Regions from separate parts of the Mus musculus genome. Here region 1 is linked to region 2. A link is a loop called in an ENCODE intact Hi-C map of the cell type or tissue named here. Cell type or tissue: left cerebral cortex. All regions are shown on one strand. Links, peaks and the distances in the headings refer to the core of each region. The heading gives the core; the rest is flanking DNA.

The links. A loop is a pair of places that touch in the nucleus more often than their neighbours do. Peaks named below come from ENCODE experiments on the same cell type or tissue, not always from the same donor. Only the 100,000 strongest peaks of a DNase experiment are listed, where the experiment ranks them.
Region 1: a loop joins it to region 2, with 5 times the contacts of the local background. A loop is called at or near these places in 4 of 42 quality-filtered maps.

Annotation. Positions count from the first base shown.
Region 1 is chr15:73,995,361-74,003,688 of GRCm38, forward strand. It overlaps Gm32405 (a long non-coding RNA gene), which reads right to left and starts at 4,650. Exons shown (of 3, transcript XR_384173.3): 1 at 4,400-4,650; 2 at 1-2,208. In left cerebral cortex, for the core only: CTCF peaks have their summits at 2,009 and 2,208; DNase peaks (open chromatin) are centred at 2,045, 3,293, 4,536 and 5,111; H3K27ac peaks cover 672 bases.
Region 2 is chr15:74,153,027-74,161,354 of GRCm38, forward strand. No RefSeq gene overlaps it. Among named protein-coding and RNA genes, the nearest start is that of Gm32918, 47 kb to the right of the region's middle. RefSeq lists an enhancer at 2,441-5,428. In left cerebral cortex, for the core only: CTCF peaks have their summits at 835 (motif pointing left) and 3,869 (motif pointing left); DNase peaks (open chromatin) are centred at 1,923, 3,697, 3,803 and 4,573; H3K27ac peaks cover 296 bases.

The DNA.
Region 1 (8,328 bases), core at 53-8,052, 160 kb before region 2:
CCCCAATTCCCAATAATCTATGTATCAATGGCAAAAATGGACTTGATTCCAGGTGTGGGACTCTCCAGGGCATCCCTTCCTATCCCACTAATGTTGATGGTATCTTCTGGGACGCTGGGGTCCTGGGACCCATGTGAGTCCCTCTTCCGGGACCTGAGTGCTGGGAAGTGTCTCACAAACATCTCTTCCCCCGATGAAGCTGAAAGCTGACCCCCCCAAGCTGCCCTGGAGGTCCCCACTGACCCTTAGAGACCCCTAGAGCAGCACAGTTCTCCATCCCAGATGTGCCTGGCCAGCTGTGTGTCCATATGCTCATGCTGTCTCACTGGATTTATTTCTCATGCCTTCTCTCCCACAGAGCCACAGCCCAGGGAACAACCACATCTGCTTAGAACATAAGCTCTCACCCCTTCTACCTTCCACTTGGGAGTCTTTACAGCCCCCTTGCCCTTCCAGCCTCCTCCTCCCCACCCCCAGATGGGAGTTTCTGCTCCCCTGAGGTTTCCTGTCTCCTCCAGGGCCTTTTGAGTGACACACCCTCCAATCCAATCCTGGGTCAGGTTCACCCACCGGACTCAGGGTGGAGAGGCAAGGTTAGTTTTAAGCGTTGTCTGGTAGGGTTCCGTGCCTCTCCCACATCCTGATATTGTGGTGTCCTTGACCTTGTTCACAGATGTTATCCACAGGTTACCCCTCATCCATTTGGGGCTCTGCTCTGATCATCATGTCTGCCACCCCAGGCTTGTTCTCTGTCAACGAGCAGAAGCCTAGAGATGCCCTTGGTTGTCTGGTCTGTGGGAAGCCATTTAGAAGGAGATAAAGAATTGGGAATATTGTGAATACCCCTTGGAAGAAAGGGAGGCAGACTGCTGTGGCAATGTGCTATACCTGGCTATGGAGCCATAGAGAATGGCACTCTAGCTATCTCGTGTCACCCCTGCATGCTGTGGTCTCTCTCAGCCTAGTTCCCCATGAGAGAGCCAGAGATGCCTCAGGGCATAGAGAGAGGTACACAGATACCCGATCTTTCAGAGCTGATACATGATGCCTACTCCGATTACCAGCACACGCACCCTTGATGTTAGTCTCACGGTATAGTGCCAGAGACCTAGTTCTCCAAAGGAACAGCTGGTAGGCCCAGGTCCACATGATATGTCAAGAGGAATCACTTCAAGTCTAGATCCTAACTCTGTGTCCTTGGCCTTTGGTAGCTCTACATATGGGGTGGGAGAGAGTGAGTAGTTCAGGAGTTGATGGGGCTGGATGGGGCCTACGTTCAGACAGCAAGGACCAGACCCTCTTTGACACCTGCTTTGCTCCTGAACTCTCCTGCATCTCCCCAGGGATGAACCATTGCAGAGAGCCCCCCTTTTTTCAGCCTGGAGATTGGCACATCTGGATTCTGTTCCTGCTTGTCCACAGATGCAAGCAGGCAGAGCCACAAACATAGGAGCTCACATCAAAGGATCCTGGTCCCAGGAGATGGCAGGGGCCATACCTGTTCACACAAGGGGCATCCTTTTGTCTTTGGTGTTGTGTGACCTTTTCTGTCACTGATGGGACTCAGAGGCAACAGGGAGGGGCTCTGTCCATCCATCACATGCAAGGAGGCTGGTACAGGCAAAGGCATTCGGATGGTCTGTGAGGCCATCCTCGGATTGGCCCTTATGTTCTAGTACCTACCATGAGGTGGAGTGGGAGTGGTGTGGTGGTGTATCGAGAAGTCTCCCGGCCTTCAAATCACACAGCTTGTTCGTGAGGCTCAAGACTGTACCCCAAGTTTACAGTTTTTCCTAATTGGTTCTGGGAGGTTGGGCATGTGTCCTGGTCAGAAGGGTTTGAGTGGCCATAAGCTGCTGACAACAGAGAAGGTGAGTTGATTCTCCCAAGCGTTCCAATGGATGAAAACCAAGTGAGTGCACCTGCCTTTCACCTATCCTTCAGGGTGCTGCCTCTTCCAGCCAGCCACCTCAGCCTCTGCCTGTCCCTGCTCCTTTGCAATACTGTCTCCGGCTCACAGGGGGCGCTGAGGCCCCGCGGCTGACTTTCCAAACCTGCTCAAACCCAGAAAAAAAAAATGCTACTTGTGATATGCAAAGGGCCCGGGCTGTGTGTTTTTCCAATCAATAGAAGCCGCATAGTCCCCCAGTTGTCGCTTCCAAAGTCTTCACACATCTGCATCTGAAGGGCTCCAAATGCAGTCTTTTCCTGTCGGGAGAAAAAGCAGAAGGAGAAAGGGAGATTTTTGCCTGACAGATTAGAAAATTTTCCACTTCCCAGCATTTGAACAAAGTATTTGTGCTTCTTATGCCAATTACCCAGGCTGTGAAAAAGAAGCCAGGAAGGTGCGGGCTCAGCCAGGGGCGCTGGGTAGGATCATTCCTAGGAGGACCTGCAGGTGTCAGTGGGTGGATGGGGCCCCAGGAGCCCCAGCAGGTCCAGAGTGGCCTAGGCCAGCCTTGCCTCCCCTCATATTTGACCTTGGGAATACGATTAAGTGCTGGGGAACTGTGGTTTTGGCAGGGAAACGGCTTACCACGGTATCTTTTCCGGGTACCGGGAAGGTCAAAGCGCTTTATCTACAACACGGGGCGCCTACAGATAAACTGTATTAATAGCTTGGCAGTAATTTTCAGTTTTCAAAGTGTTTTTGAAGTCAGAGACAGTATGATTTCCTACTTGGCTTCTGTAAGAGTAAGCTGCACCCCAGGGGCAGTACAGGGGTGAAGATTCTCAGTGGACACTGGACTGCTGGTAGCTCTGGTCCTGTTCCAAGATGTGCCCATGTCCTTGGCATCCAACTGCCTGATTCATGGTCTATAGAGGTCTGTGCTGGGTCTGGGTGTAAGAAATGGGGGGGGGAAAGCAGGTTGTGGGGCACTGGTCTCTGGGTACATTGAAGAGATTGGTTGAGGACGAATCTCCTCCTGCCTGCAGGGTTGCAAGTAAGTGCCTGGCTGGGTGTAATGCTAGAACTCAGGTCTGCTGGGCTACCCAACACAATATATAGTAGAAACATGTGATCACTCCAAGCAAGATGAGCTTCAGGGTCTGAGTCTTGGAGTTTGCTTCTCTTGGCCTAGATTTTAAGGCACGGCTCTTCTGGAGTTGCTGCCTCCCCTACTCATAGCAGAGCTTTCGGTAATCTGGCCTCTGTTCAGCTCTTTTCTTTCTAGCTTCATCTACATCCAGTCCTCAAGGCTCTACCCTGCCACCTTCTTCCTGGCTCAGCCATCATGGCTTTGTGTATACAAAGCAGTCTCAACCTATCAGCAGCTGCCAGCCCCGCCTCCCCGAACCTCCGCTACCACCATTGTTCCTTCTGGGAACAATAGCTGTCCTCCCCTTTGGACTTCCTGCCCATTTTCCCTCTGATTCGATTTCTGGCTGTACAAGGCTCATTGTTTAGAACAAGGATCAAGGTGGACACTCCCTTGCATTGTTGAGAAACCCGTGGTCTGATGTACCTGGTCCACCTGCCTGCCCCATTGTGTTCATTTCCTCTGTGTGTCTCGATGTGGATGGTCTCATTAGCTATTGCTGGCTGATGGAGTGAGTTGGTGTTTGGGCAGGGTCTTCAGCCAAGAGGGAGGAACCCTCAAATGGAGATTGTGGGCTCTGAGTAGGAAGATTGCAGTGAAGCCGTGCCTTCTGTCAGAACCAGGGGAAGGGCCACACTGAAAGGCTCCAGGATGCTGGCAGGATTCAGTACCTACGTTTCCTGGATCAGGTTGGCCAACAAGGACAATAATCCTGGATCTAGGGTGGGTCCCTGCTCTAAGCAGTGTACTGAGGGCATGCCTCCTCAAGGTGCATTTGTGTGTGATGCCCCAAGTAGGAGGGGGTGGGAGTAAACAGGGCAGGAAGCTGGGGGTGCTCAGCATCTATGAGAGGTTCTGTTTTTTTTTTTTTTTTTTTTTTTTTTTGTAGCTTCCTTAGGATCCCTGGGAGGAGCAGGGCTGGGAACAGTAAGTCAAGACAAGGCTGAGGTGGTGGCAGAGGAAACGGGGTGCATGGGGGAACAGATTCTGAGGTGCTCTGATCTCCTGGAGGGATGGATAGCCATGCAATCTCACTCCCCTCAAGTCTTTACACAATGGGCAGAACCACTTCCAACGGGTCCATCAGGGGCAAGGTTGGGTGATAACAGGACACAGATTATCTCAGGCCAACAGTTCTGCGCCCTTTCACACAGAAGACCTTGGCATGTTCAGGTGCAATTCTTGTTCTTTGTGAGCCCAAGCCCTGCTTTGAGTGACATTCAGTAGAATGCAGCTTTCAGGGTGATAAAGTGAACCCCAGGACTCCCTCTTAGCATTCAAAATCCCTTTGGAAGTCCCAGGTTTGCCTGCCCTCACTTCCCTGCCCTGCTTATCACTGTACCCAAAGCTCTCCTCACCAGTGCAGTGCCCGGGCTCACACAGTATCTGAGGAGTCTCCTCAAACCACTGTCTTTCACGGTGACTCGTGGTGTGGCAGTCAGGCCCAGGAGCTGAGGTACTCAAAGAGACTCGAGAACTCACATTCATGTGTGGCGTCTGTACAAAGCACCAGCACGCTATCCTTGGTCTCGAGTCTCCCAAGCTGTGAAGAGAGGACACAGATGTCGGCTCGTCACCGGATTCACAGCAGAGCAGACAAGACACATGTATGGAGAATGCTCTGGCTTCATCTCCTGCTGTCAGCAAACCTCACTCTTCCGGTGACTATCCTGACACGTTTTCTCCAATTCTCTGCTTGGTCCCTGCCTCTCACTTGCCTCTTCATCCTTTACCTATCTGGGGACAAAGGCCTGCACAGTTCTTTGCTTATCCACCCCTGCTCCCCCACCCCCACCCCCCAGGGATGAGGGACAATACATGTGACCTTGGGGCAGACCCTCCCACCTTCTGGCCTCACAAACATCACAGGTGAGACTTAATCTCTTTGTTGTCCATCAGTACTCCCCCTCTGTCCTCCTCCCCTTTCCTTCCTCCCTCCTCCCCTTTCCTTCCTCCCTCCTCCCCTTTCCTTCCTCCCTCCTCCCCTTCCTTCCTTCCTCCTCCTCCAGCTCCAGGCTCTGCATTTCCTCTGTTTCCTTGGGGAATGACTCACACATTTGCCTCCCACCTGCACCACCAGCTTCCCAAACCTTTATTGGCAGGGGTCGAGCTAGAGCGGATTTCAGCCTTCAGAGGCCTGAGGGCTGTGGCAGGCAGTGGGCGGTGCCCCCGTGGGCAGCATGTTCTTCCCTGCAGCCCTGCCTGCTCCTGGCCCTTCTAGAAGATGGGTGGCTCTCACTGGGTCCATGGAGGGAGTCCAATTTCATTTCCTGAGCCTCACTTTCAGCTTGACCTTAGACTGGCACTGTTTCTTTCCTGCATCCCTCTCTTCCTGAGCAAGATGCTCCAGGCCAGAGCTGGAAACTCCTGGATGCTCTTTCTTCCCACCACATCCCCTTTACCCATAGTATGGGCAGGAAGTGGGACTCTGTAGAGGTGGCTCTATTCCTTCAGGGCCTGGTCAGTGGGAGAGCTATTTGGTGTTTGATGCCCACTGGCTCCCCTCCTCCTCCTAGCTCTGGAGAGTAGAAGACATTAAGCCATGGAGGACATGTGACCCAGGATTCAGCCAATCACTGTATCGCATTTCAACATTCATGGGGATTGGTTGAGAGAGGTTCACATGACCTAGGGACAGCCAATGATTGGCAAGGAGCGTTGCTAGGTCTGAGGTGGGGAGGGCAAGGATGCTGGCTCTTTTCTGTGGGCTTTGGTCTGTAGTTACTGGCCCTCTCAGTCCCTGGGCAAAGCAAGAGCATAACCCCTCATCTTTCCTAACCTGGGAACAGAGGCAGAAAAGATTTTGTTTTCGCCAGATAGTTCAGTGTCTGTGGTCACACAGCAGTAACTTCTTTGATCTATTATCTCATTTAGGCCCCACAGCGACTGTGCAGGGTACATTTCCTTTTTCCATCTGTCAGATCCCAAGCACAGACCCTATGTGGAGCCCCTGATGTCAGCCCTGGAACCCAAAACCAAAAGCTCAGGCTTTGTGATACACCCTACAGCGCTCTTGGCAGCCTATAGGCGCTGCACCTGCTGGTAGGCAAAGTGGCCTTATGGGCTGAACAGCTTCCTCATGGCAACTGGGAACTGCTATATGTTTGAATCCAGGCTTAGGCCTAGGCAAGCACTAGGGTGGTTCTGTGAGGAGGGTCTGTGGAACACTGAGTGTGGTGTGGGCTTGGTTGGCGAGGTGGCTGGGGCCATTCTCTTCCCTTTCAGTCTCCAGCAGCTCATGTATAGTATATGTATAGTAGTTGCCCAAGAGACAGTGTCTATTGAAAGCTAAGAGCAAGAACTAAAGGCACATTTGAAATGTCTGACTCCAGTCTGGATGGTCTGGTACCACCCACCCTCTGTTGATCATATCTACAGTGGGATCTGGGGACTACGGGGAGGAAGCTGCTCCTTAGCATCTTGCAGAGCTTCCCCTAGGATAAATTCTGGGGTCCTGGATTCCCTTTCTACCCGAGGAAAAGCTCACCTGCCTATCTCAGATCCAAGTCGATGGTGAACTCTTCATTCTTCCAGCCTCTGGTGTGTCAAGTGTTCCATGAACCATTTGTGCAGAGCTTGAAACTCAGCTGCTGATGGAAATCCAGGGGATGAGGCCTGGCACTCAGAGCACCCCGGCACCTCCTCTTCTGCTCCACTCAACTTACTGCTGGGACAGGCGGGTGGGCCGTTGGCCAGTTCTATGCAGAATGGCTGCAGAAAGACTAAATGTCTAGAGACAGGATGGGCCAGACAGAGAGGAGGGCCAGCGCTGGCCAGAAGGACTGCTGGTGTGCTGGAGACAAGAAGCAGGCCTTCCACCAAAAAGAACATGGTAAGACAGGAGGTGAGAAGTCCAGAGTTCTGTGAGGGTAGACACACAAGCCACAGTGACGGAAAGGAACTCTGCAGCAGGCTTCTAGGTAGAGACAGCCTTGACAGAGTCAAGGCCACTGAGGGTGTGGTTAGAGTCTGGAGAACCCCACCTTTGCTGTCCAGGTAGTCTTGACTTCTTCCAAGCACTGTGTACAGCAGCCACAGCGTCTGTTTTCATTCTCACCCATGTTGGGGCAGGGGAAGACACAAGGCTGGGTTAGAGGCACAGCACCTGGCTGTGTGTGGCTGCAGCCTGGCCTCCTGGAGACCATGGCTCAGCTGAGGGACTTCAGGTGGCTCAGTGCAAGAGCAGGAGAACTGGCCTTGAACATGGCCAAATCTTTTCCACCTCGGGTTTTTGTTTGTTTGTTAGTTTGTTTATTTGTTTGGGGGCCTATGATCTGTCTTTAACTCAATCAGGGCAGTGCCTTGGGACTCCGCTTCCCATCTGTCCACCTAAGAGCCTCCCAGCCCTCTTGGGCCCCTCCCTGCCCAGGCAGGGGTCTCAGAGCTGGAATAAATCCCCAAGGACCATGCTGCTATGAGCAATCCCTGTTACCTTGACCCAGGAGGAGGGATGTAGCACGCTCCCCCACACCATTGCGTCATGGTCCCCATTCAGTTCTAACCTCATTAACAAGCCCACCGTGGATCTTGCTGAGGCCTGTGTGGAGGGATGGTGGAGAGGCCAGGTAGGGGAGGTGGTGTTGGACAGTCTCCCCGGGGAAGCAAAACGGGATGATTTGCATATTTATGAGATCATTTTCATCTCGCTCAACTCCCTGTGTACTAAGGAATGTCACCTCGTATTTTAAGCTGGGATCTGGGCTCTCAGAGTGACAGCTCAGACTTCCATTTGACCTGCTGGGAGTCTATAGAAAGCAACAATGCAGAAGTGGGCTTCCTATCCCACATCTGCAAGGAATGGCTGCATGAGGATGGGAATGGAGGTAGGAAGGACACTTGCCCCTGAGTCTCATGTTTTTATTCATGAAGTAAGGATACTTGTGTGGTGGCCAACTGCCAACAGCAAACCAATGATGAGGTCATCATTATGTAGGTACATGGTATTCACATCTTTGTTTTTTTTTTAAAGACTTATTTATTTTATGTATGTGAGTACACTGTAGCTGTCTTCAGACACACCAGAAGAGGACATTAGATCCCATTACAAATGGTTGTGAGCCACTGTGTGGTTGCTGGGAATTGAACTCAGGACCTCTGGAAGAAGAAGAGTTGATGCTTTTAACCACTGAGTCATTCTCCAGCCCCAGAATTCATGTCTTTATATGAAGCCTATCCCTTGGGGTAGGGAAGGCAAATAACTGGCTTCTAGCCTAACGTCAATCACAACTTGATTTTTGGTCACCAGTTTACAGAAGCAAGCCACCATAGAATGAGATTTTTTTTGTAG
Region 2 (8,328 bases), core at 52-8,051:
GGAAGAAACTTCAGCACCATGGACAGGTAGCAGGACTTGATGACTTTCCAGCTGGATGACCCTGAACTCCATGTCTCTCGGAACAGAAGTTGTCCAGATTTACCAGTGGGTGGGATCTGTGTGGCCTTCCACCAGCTAGCCATGCCTGCACAGGGCCATGTGCTTCATGTCCTGTGAACCAGGTGCCAACCTACACCCTGCCTTGGCTCAGACCCAGGCACCAGCAGAGAAAACTCAAGAAGGAGCCAGTCCTGAAGTGGACCTGGAGCCTAAATTCACACTCACTGTGCACTGTGGAAACCATCAAGGCAATAACAGCGTTCCAAGACTCCAACAAACCAGGTTCATGACCCTCTGGGGGACAAACCAGGAGTCAAATATAAAACCTCAACGACAACAAGAGACTAGGAGAATCTGCTGAAAATGGACGTGCTCTCAGCTTCCTAAAGCCAAAGCAATAGACTGGAAAAGATGAATGTCGCTGATCCCATCACAAGGATAAAAGACAAACCTAGTTCATGACGAAAACATCTACCATTGGAAAATAAGAGGGAAAACCTTCCAAGTTAAACCCAGTACAGATAATAAAGTTGCAAATTTAATAATAAGGAGAAGATAAATTAGTGAAATTTTATGTGGAGACCAACAGATAAGAGAGAAGGCCAAGGCTGGTCTTTGAAAAACATTCATTAAAATGAAAATGTTGGGGGTTGCAGAGATGACTCAGAGGTTAAGAGCACTGGCTTCTCTTCCAGAGTACCAGACTTTAATTTCCAGCACAGTGTTCCTAAACATCTGTTATGCCAATCTTGGGGCCTAATGCCCTCTTCTGGCCTCTGGGAGCACTGCATACATGTGGAGACATATACGCAGGCAAAACACCCATAAACATAAAACAAAAAGAAACAAGTAAAATCTCCAGAAAGATGGGCTTTTAAAATAATAATTATTTTATTTATATGAGTACACTGTCATTGTTTTCAGTGTCTTCAGCACCAGAAGAGGCCATCGGATCCCATTACAGGTAGTTGTGAGCCACCATGTGGTTGCTGGGAATTGAACTCAGGACCTCTAGAAGAGCAGCCGGTGCTCTTAACCACTAGGCCATCTCTCCAGCCCCTAGAAAGATGTTTTAATAAAATGAGAATGTAGGTCATGATGAGACATTTGTACAGTCAGTATAGGTCAAGGCCAGTGGACAGGGCTGTCCAGTGAACAGAGTTGGCCAGGAGATAGAACTGTAATTGTGAGGTGTAATCAGAAGACTATCAGAGTCTGCAAGAGGCAGTGGACTGGCCTCGTGTCCTTATTTGACAAGAACAGCCTGTGACCAATCACATGGTGAAATTGCACATAGATGCTACTGCCATCCAAAATTCATTAGATCCCGATGGTGAATGCAAGTTGGATTTATAGTATGACATTTGTTTTGACCTCTTCAACATAAATTCCCCCAAAGGACACACGTGCACATCTGCCTCCACATCTATGAAGCTCAAAACCAGGCAACAGCCTCCTAAGTTATATGCAGAGAGAGTAAAGGACACAGCAAAGAAAACGATGACTTATGCTCGGGTCACAAGGGAGAGAATTTTGTGATCCTGAGGTTCAAGAAATGCTCCCATCTTCTAGTCCCCTAGAAATGCCGTGGACACAAAGGTCTCCATGGATATGTGAGTGTGTCATACATGCTCTGGGCCTATGATGCATTTTAAGTTGTTACATTGATTAATGAACACTGTCTCCTTGAACACTGGGAAAGAATTACAGGTAAACCAGAACTTTCTGGAAAGCTAACATCCTTAGCTTGTGCACAATACCACCCATTCTCTAAAGCAGGCGCAGAAACACTTGGAAAGTGAGCCAAGATTTAAAAAAAAAAAAAAAATTGACAGGAGAGAGGCAGAAGCTGTTGGCAACGGCAGAATGCTATCGTGGGTTAAATGTACACGGGGGCACAAGGGAGAGAAGGCTATGCCAAAAAAACCAAGTCAGCAGCAACCTTAAGCTCCATCCTCCCATCTTAAGGGAAAATTAGAAAATCCCGAATCTTAAGTGGAGAGCTTTTTTTTTTTTTTTTTTTTTTTTTTTGCTAGCGTGGACAGAGAACAGCAATTGAAGCTCCGCGCATGGAAATGCTCCCGAGGACGCCTGGCAGCCTGGAACAATTATGTAGAACACGGCTGAAGTAACATTACCGGACAGAAAGAGAACGGAGCGGGAAGGTCAAAGGACCTGTCCTTCCCCGGTGCCATCAGAGGAGTGCCAGGGGCCTGCCAGTTACTGCTCTATTTCTGAGATTCCAAGAAGGAGTATGTCATCCTCTAGCACACTGTCAGGGAGAAGAATTATACTACAGAAGCACAAAAAATAACACAAATCTCTGATTTCTCATCCCCAGTACGAAATGCTAGCCGATGTCAGAGCCAGGTGTGTAGCTATCAGAAGGGAGTCCAGCCTGTGCTTCCAGAAGGCTCTCCGTGGGGGATGAATGGAAGGCTACAACTTCAAATAAGCTGATGGAAGGATGGACTGGATCAAAATGTGATGCAGCCTGGAAATTGTAAGCAAATGGTTGGGGATTGAAGCCATGGATGCTTTCATGAGTGGCCAAAGACGCAGGGTGAAGGGCAGAGGAAGAAGCTAAGATGACAATGGGGTATAGAGGCATGTCAGGGAACTGAGGGCCACCAGAGAGAAGCTGGAAAGACTGGGATAGGAACCTGGCTGGGCATAGAAAGAGCATATCTGAGACCCATGGTGGGCAGACTGGGCCCTTATATTCATGGAACTTATGCCAAGGGAAAGAATCAGACCAAGAGTCTGTAGGCCCTGCAGCACCAATGGTAGCTGTGTCTGGGTGAGGAGGAACCTAAAAGCAGGCTCCATGTTTTCCTCAGCAGGTCTTGGGCCCTTGTGACCAGTATCTTTCAACAATGCTTTCCTCCTATCACCTATGTCTCCCTTCCACCTACCATGGCTCCCACTTGCCTCACATGGCTACCACCTGTTCTCTGTGGCCACCACCTGTCCCCTGACACCCTGTAGCTCTGACTTCTTTCCCTGTAGCTCCCACCTGACTTCAGTGGCTCCCCTTCTTCTGGGCTGACTTCCCACCTCCCTCCATATTGGCATTAGCACAGACTTCTTGGAGGACGGGAGCCAGGCAGCAAAGCGCTACTCCTTCCAGACCACCCAGCTGGCCCTCTCCTAGCCATCAATTACTCTGTCTGCCTGGATGGATTTTCTGCCCTGTGTCGTCTGCACTCCCAACTTTTCCCAGGGACCAGAGGTCAAAGCTGAACCAATTAATTTGAACTCGTCATTCCACAGTTAATAACTTCCCGACACCAAGCTCCTTCGGCAGCTTCACCAGCAGGCTGATGGATTGATGATGTTTTGCTAAGGTTTATTGTGTTTTTCTTCTACCCTGTACGGGGCGGAGGTGGGGAGGGGAGGGGGAGAGGGAGGGTTCCCCAGGGAACAATTAGGCTCTTTGCTTCTGTGCCAGATTTAAGATCCCAGGGAGCCACACCTGTGAGCTGGATTAGCTGGGGGACACAGCCATGACACCCCCTTGCCATGCGAGGCCGTACAAACGGCCCTGTGGAGGGCTGGATTGCTTCTCCCTTCTGGGAATCACGGCTTCCATCTGCCATTGCAATGATAGGAACATTTACATATTTTAAAGGTCAGACTGAAGGCTGAGTATGAACGCATACAGGCTCTTTGCTGGTCTGTGCATCAGACAAGGAGATGGAAGAGGTAGCTATTGGTCACTCAGGAGCTAATTCAAGGATCATTAATAGGCAGAGAGAGCGAGAGGGAACCAACCCCACTTGCTCCCTGCAGCAGCGCCACCTTCAGGGCACCTGCCCCTGGGAAAGAGCCAAGGCTCACTTAGGCAGAGGCCATGGTGGGTCTTCCTCCTGCTATCTGGGCACTCCTCGGTGACATGTGTCAAGATGCCTGTAGATACGGTGTAAGTCTCAGGGTGACTCAGATAAGTGGACAGTCTGGAGTCGTAAAGCATGACTTTTTTTTATTAAGTATAGGACAGTAAAATAAAAATAAGATAACAAACACAGTATTGTAATGAGCCAGTGGGCTAAACCTGCATTTTTTTCTCTCTCAGATGTTACTGATAGCATCACCTATGGCCCTAAGGTACAGAGCTGAATGTCAGAATATTGTTAAAGTTTTTTTTTCCCTTCTTCTTCTTATTTTAGCACATGGATCTTGGCTTGGGACTCGCCCAAATTTCTTCCTCCTATAGAACCTTTAAGGTGCTTCATTAATTTATTTAAAACTGGTATTTAATTTCTCTGCTCAAATACCCACCCCTGCATGTTTTTGCATAAACGTGAGCACGTGCCCGAGTTGGCGCAGCCCTCCCTTTTTGCCTCTCTCTTGCTTTGTGTGTCTCCCCTGCACTGCCTTCCCTCCTAACCCCAGATGGGATGCGGCTTCCTGCTCTAAATGATGATTTATGCTGCACTGTGTGTGCAGGGCTCTGCAGTCGCATTGGCTTCCACCTGCCTAACCTCGTTTGATGCTCTGGGGGAACCCTGCAGGAAGGCAGAACGGGACTCAATGTGCACTCCACAGAAGGCAAGGGGCTCTGCAGGAGGAAATGGTTCCCCTGGGCCCTCCCAGCAGATCCCAGGAAGCCTGGAAAGTAGCCAGAGCTGCAAGACTGCCTCCTGCCACTGCCTAAAGTAGAGCTAGGCCTGCAAATGGCACTTAGCACATCGTAGGGCTTTTGGCTTGCCTCCAAGTGACCATAGGCAAAAGGTTCAAGCTTGGGAGTGGGGGGCTTCAGCCTGTCTCCATCTCATAGTGTGGCTATGTTCAGAGGCCAAGGGGGCCAGCACTGCATGTGGAAGGCCACCTAGTGTGGGACACTCCTATAAATCTGGTCTCTCATTGCTATATGGGATGTCAGCACAGAGCCCATGGACTTTGCTGTGGCCCCATGACACGATGTCCTGTACTTGAAAGGCCCTTTAATACTGATTGCTTCTGAGCAGAGCCAAAAGGAATCACCAGGCTTGCTAGCTTACTGTCTAAGCCATTGCCTTGGCTGCAGCTCTTTCTCTCCATTCCCTTGCTGATTCAGTATCTCGCTGGCAGGAGTTTCATCTCCAAGCAGGAAGGGAAAAGAGTGCGGGAATTTGGCTTTACCCTTGCCTATCTGCCCAGACATCCCCCTCCCCAGGCTACTGTTCAGAAGAGGACCCTTCACAGAAGGGTCCAAAGAACATGCCTAGCTGGGGCTTTACCCTTGGGAATGAATAGAATCTGGTTCCTAAGCAACAGGCAGGACCAGTGAGGAGTCTCAAGGCCCTTTTAGTCTGAGAACAGCAGCAATGTCAGCTATATGGACTAAAAGCACTCACTCCTAGGCTACACCCTCTCCCTGACCTACAGTCTCCACTGGAATGATCTGGCTGCTGCAGTGGGAGCCACAGGAATGTTGTCTTCTCTTTTTTTTTTTTTTTTTTTTTCTCAAGCCAGGATGAGTGGCTGTGGCCTCCTTGGGCTCCTTGTGCTGAGCTGGGGATGGCCTTTAAAAATAGGAGCATCTGAACTGCGAGCTAGCCAAAGACAGACAAGATGGCAACAGCGTGCCACAGAGATGTACTGTTAACCTGCCATGGCCCAACAAACACCCTATGAGCCAGGGATGGGTCCTTCCAAGTTATCCTCCATAAAGTCACTTGGCATTATTAGAAACCAAATTCTATTCATTCCCAAGGATAAAGCCCCAGCTAGATTTATTCTTTGGACTCTTCCGAGAAGGGTCCTTCCTGTTCTGAGCACTGGCACTGGCTGTTGGCTGAGCCTTTGCCTTATCACTGGGGACAAGTTGCCGCAGGCCTAAGCAAAACCACACCACTTCAGGACATGTGTCCTTCTGATGACTTCAGTGGGTCAAGGCTAGCCTGAAACTAATGTAGAAATGACTCTTACTCCCCAGTGGTAGTCGGGGGCTACCTTAACCATCACAAGGCTAAGGAGATATGCAAAGCACATGGAGGAGTACCGGAGCCATCTTAGCCAAAAATCTACCATATTTTCTGAACCCTTGACAAAGGTTGTTACGCGGGAGCCCACACAGATCTGCCTACCCAATAATTGGAACACATCAGGACTGAGAGACAATAACCGCCACCATCCCATCCACACACTGTGCACCAGGCCAGGGCCAGAAAAAGACCACTCCCGCCTTGTAGAGCGAGCAGACAAACCTCTCCAGGCCACTGTGAGACAACAAGGACTCGTATGCCGTGTAGGATATTGCTGAAGTCCTTGCCAGTTGTGTAGCACCACGGCCTGAAAGAAGCTGGTGTCCTATAGGGTGCATGGGGTGGGCATCACCACCGCTACACCCAATATTATCCCTGTGGCTGTCTCTGGAGGAAGCACGGGATCTTTCTGTCCGACAGAAGGCTCTGGATATCTTCTACCAGATCAATCAGGAGACATTCTAAACAGACCCCAGGAATGTAGACTCATCTGGATTCTAAGCCATTACTGTCTTCAGGATACTGATGGGAAACATGGTACAGATTTGCCTCATGCCCCCACCTGGTGGCCCAGTGAGACAGGGGCTTTACCACACTGGGTTGAAAAGATAGGGTAACATATTCACCCTGGGGCTTCTCATTTTCTCAATATTGGCCCTTTACTTGTTGCTGGGGATCAAACTCTGTATCTAACCACAAGTTCTAATCACTGAGCTATACCTCAGCCACAGAATAGATTCCTTGTTGGATATGCCTTGCCCAACAAATAGCTCCATCATCAGTGCTGTCACAGGAGGCTCAGGGACCCTCTCGTACAGTGGCCTTCAACCTTCCTAATGTTGTGACCCTTTAATACAGTTCCTCATGTTGTAGTGACCCCTAACCATAGACTTATTGAAATTTTGCTACTGTCATGTAATGTAAATATCTGGGTTTCCAATGGTCTTAGGAGACTCCTGTGAAAGAGTCATTCAACCCCCAAAGGGACCGAGACCTACAAGTTGAGAACTACTGATCTCATGGCTATAGAAAGCTTATCACCAGAGGTCACTACCTTGCCCACATTCCAGTCTCCACATAAAGCTCGCACATCCTATCTTGGTCATTCAGATGCTTTCTCTAGATATCTGACCGACCAGTGGTTATTTTAAACCCTGCAGTTAAAATCCACACGATGGCATATTGGTCTGCTGAAACCTTATGTTTTCATTCTGAGGTCACTCCAGGGTCATCCTCCCTGGAGTTTCAGAACTTCCTCAGCCAACTTCTGTGTACTTGTGCATGGTTCTAGAAGTTTCCCGAGGCAGGGGCTCTGACCTGAGCTGATGGGGTGGGAGTGGGATGCGGGTGATGGCAGGTAAACTATGGGCTGATGGCTGGTTTCTTCCACTCCCACTTCTCTCCCCCGTGTGTTTACGAGTCCTCAAGGCCCCGAACCTGCCTCTCATCAATGCATCCCACATGTCACATTCTCTCCCCAGAGGCGGCTCAGGAGCATGATGCAAACCACCTCGGGGCTTTTCGTGAGCTGCACAAAGGAGTCGGTGGTGGGAAAGTCACAAAAACTCTGTGTGTGTGTGTGTCATCAGTGAGCCTAATTAGAGCTGCATTGACAGCCTTAGAGACGGTACCAAGGAGGCCAGAGTGGGCAGGGAAGAGTCATGGGCTCCCAGCTCAAAGAAAACAGCTCTGAGAACATGGGCTCTGTGGAGGTCCACTCCCCAGAACTGCTCTGAACTCCAGGCCTGGTTGTCTTCAGCTCCATAGGAAGCTCACCTTACCTCACGGCCTTGGTGTGAGTACCACCCAGGAGGGTGCTATGGGGCTGATACATGGACAGTGTGGCTGACTTCTACCGTGATAGGGAGGACAAGACAGAGGCTGAGAGAGTCTGGTGGATCTACCTGGTTCCTCAGGCATCCCATTTTCCTCTCAGCCCATGGTGAGCCTCTCTGGTTTGCTTAAATAAAGCAGGAAGATAAGATGTGGTAGCCCTAATATCAATCCTCTGTGTCAGAGGCACTGGGCTGGCAGGAGCTGCACACTTGCAGAAGGTACACCTTTCTAAAAAAAAAAAAAAAGGGACAATGACCCACCTCATTATGAAGCTGAGGCTGTGGAGGTTTAGAGCCACCCAGTGACCCCAAGCTCCTCTCTGAGCACCTGTCTTAGCCTAGGCTGCTCCATTCAAGTGGTTCTGGCTCATGTTCTCCACACCACAGAGGTCAGAGGTTCAAAGTCCGTAGTAGGGGCTCACCTGGAGCCCCACAGGGACAGAGGTGAACATGGAGGACACTCA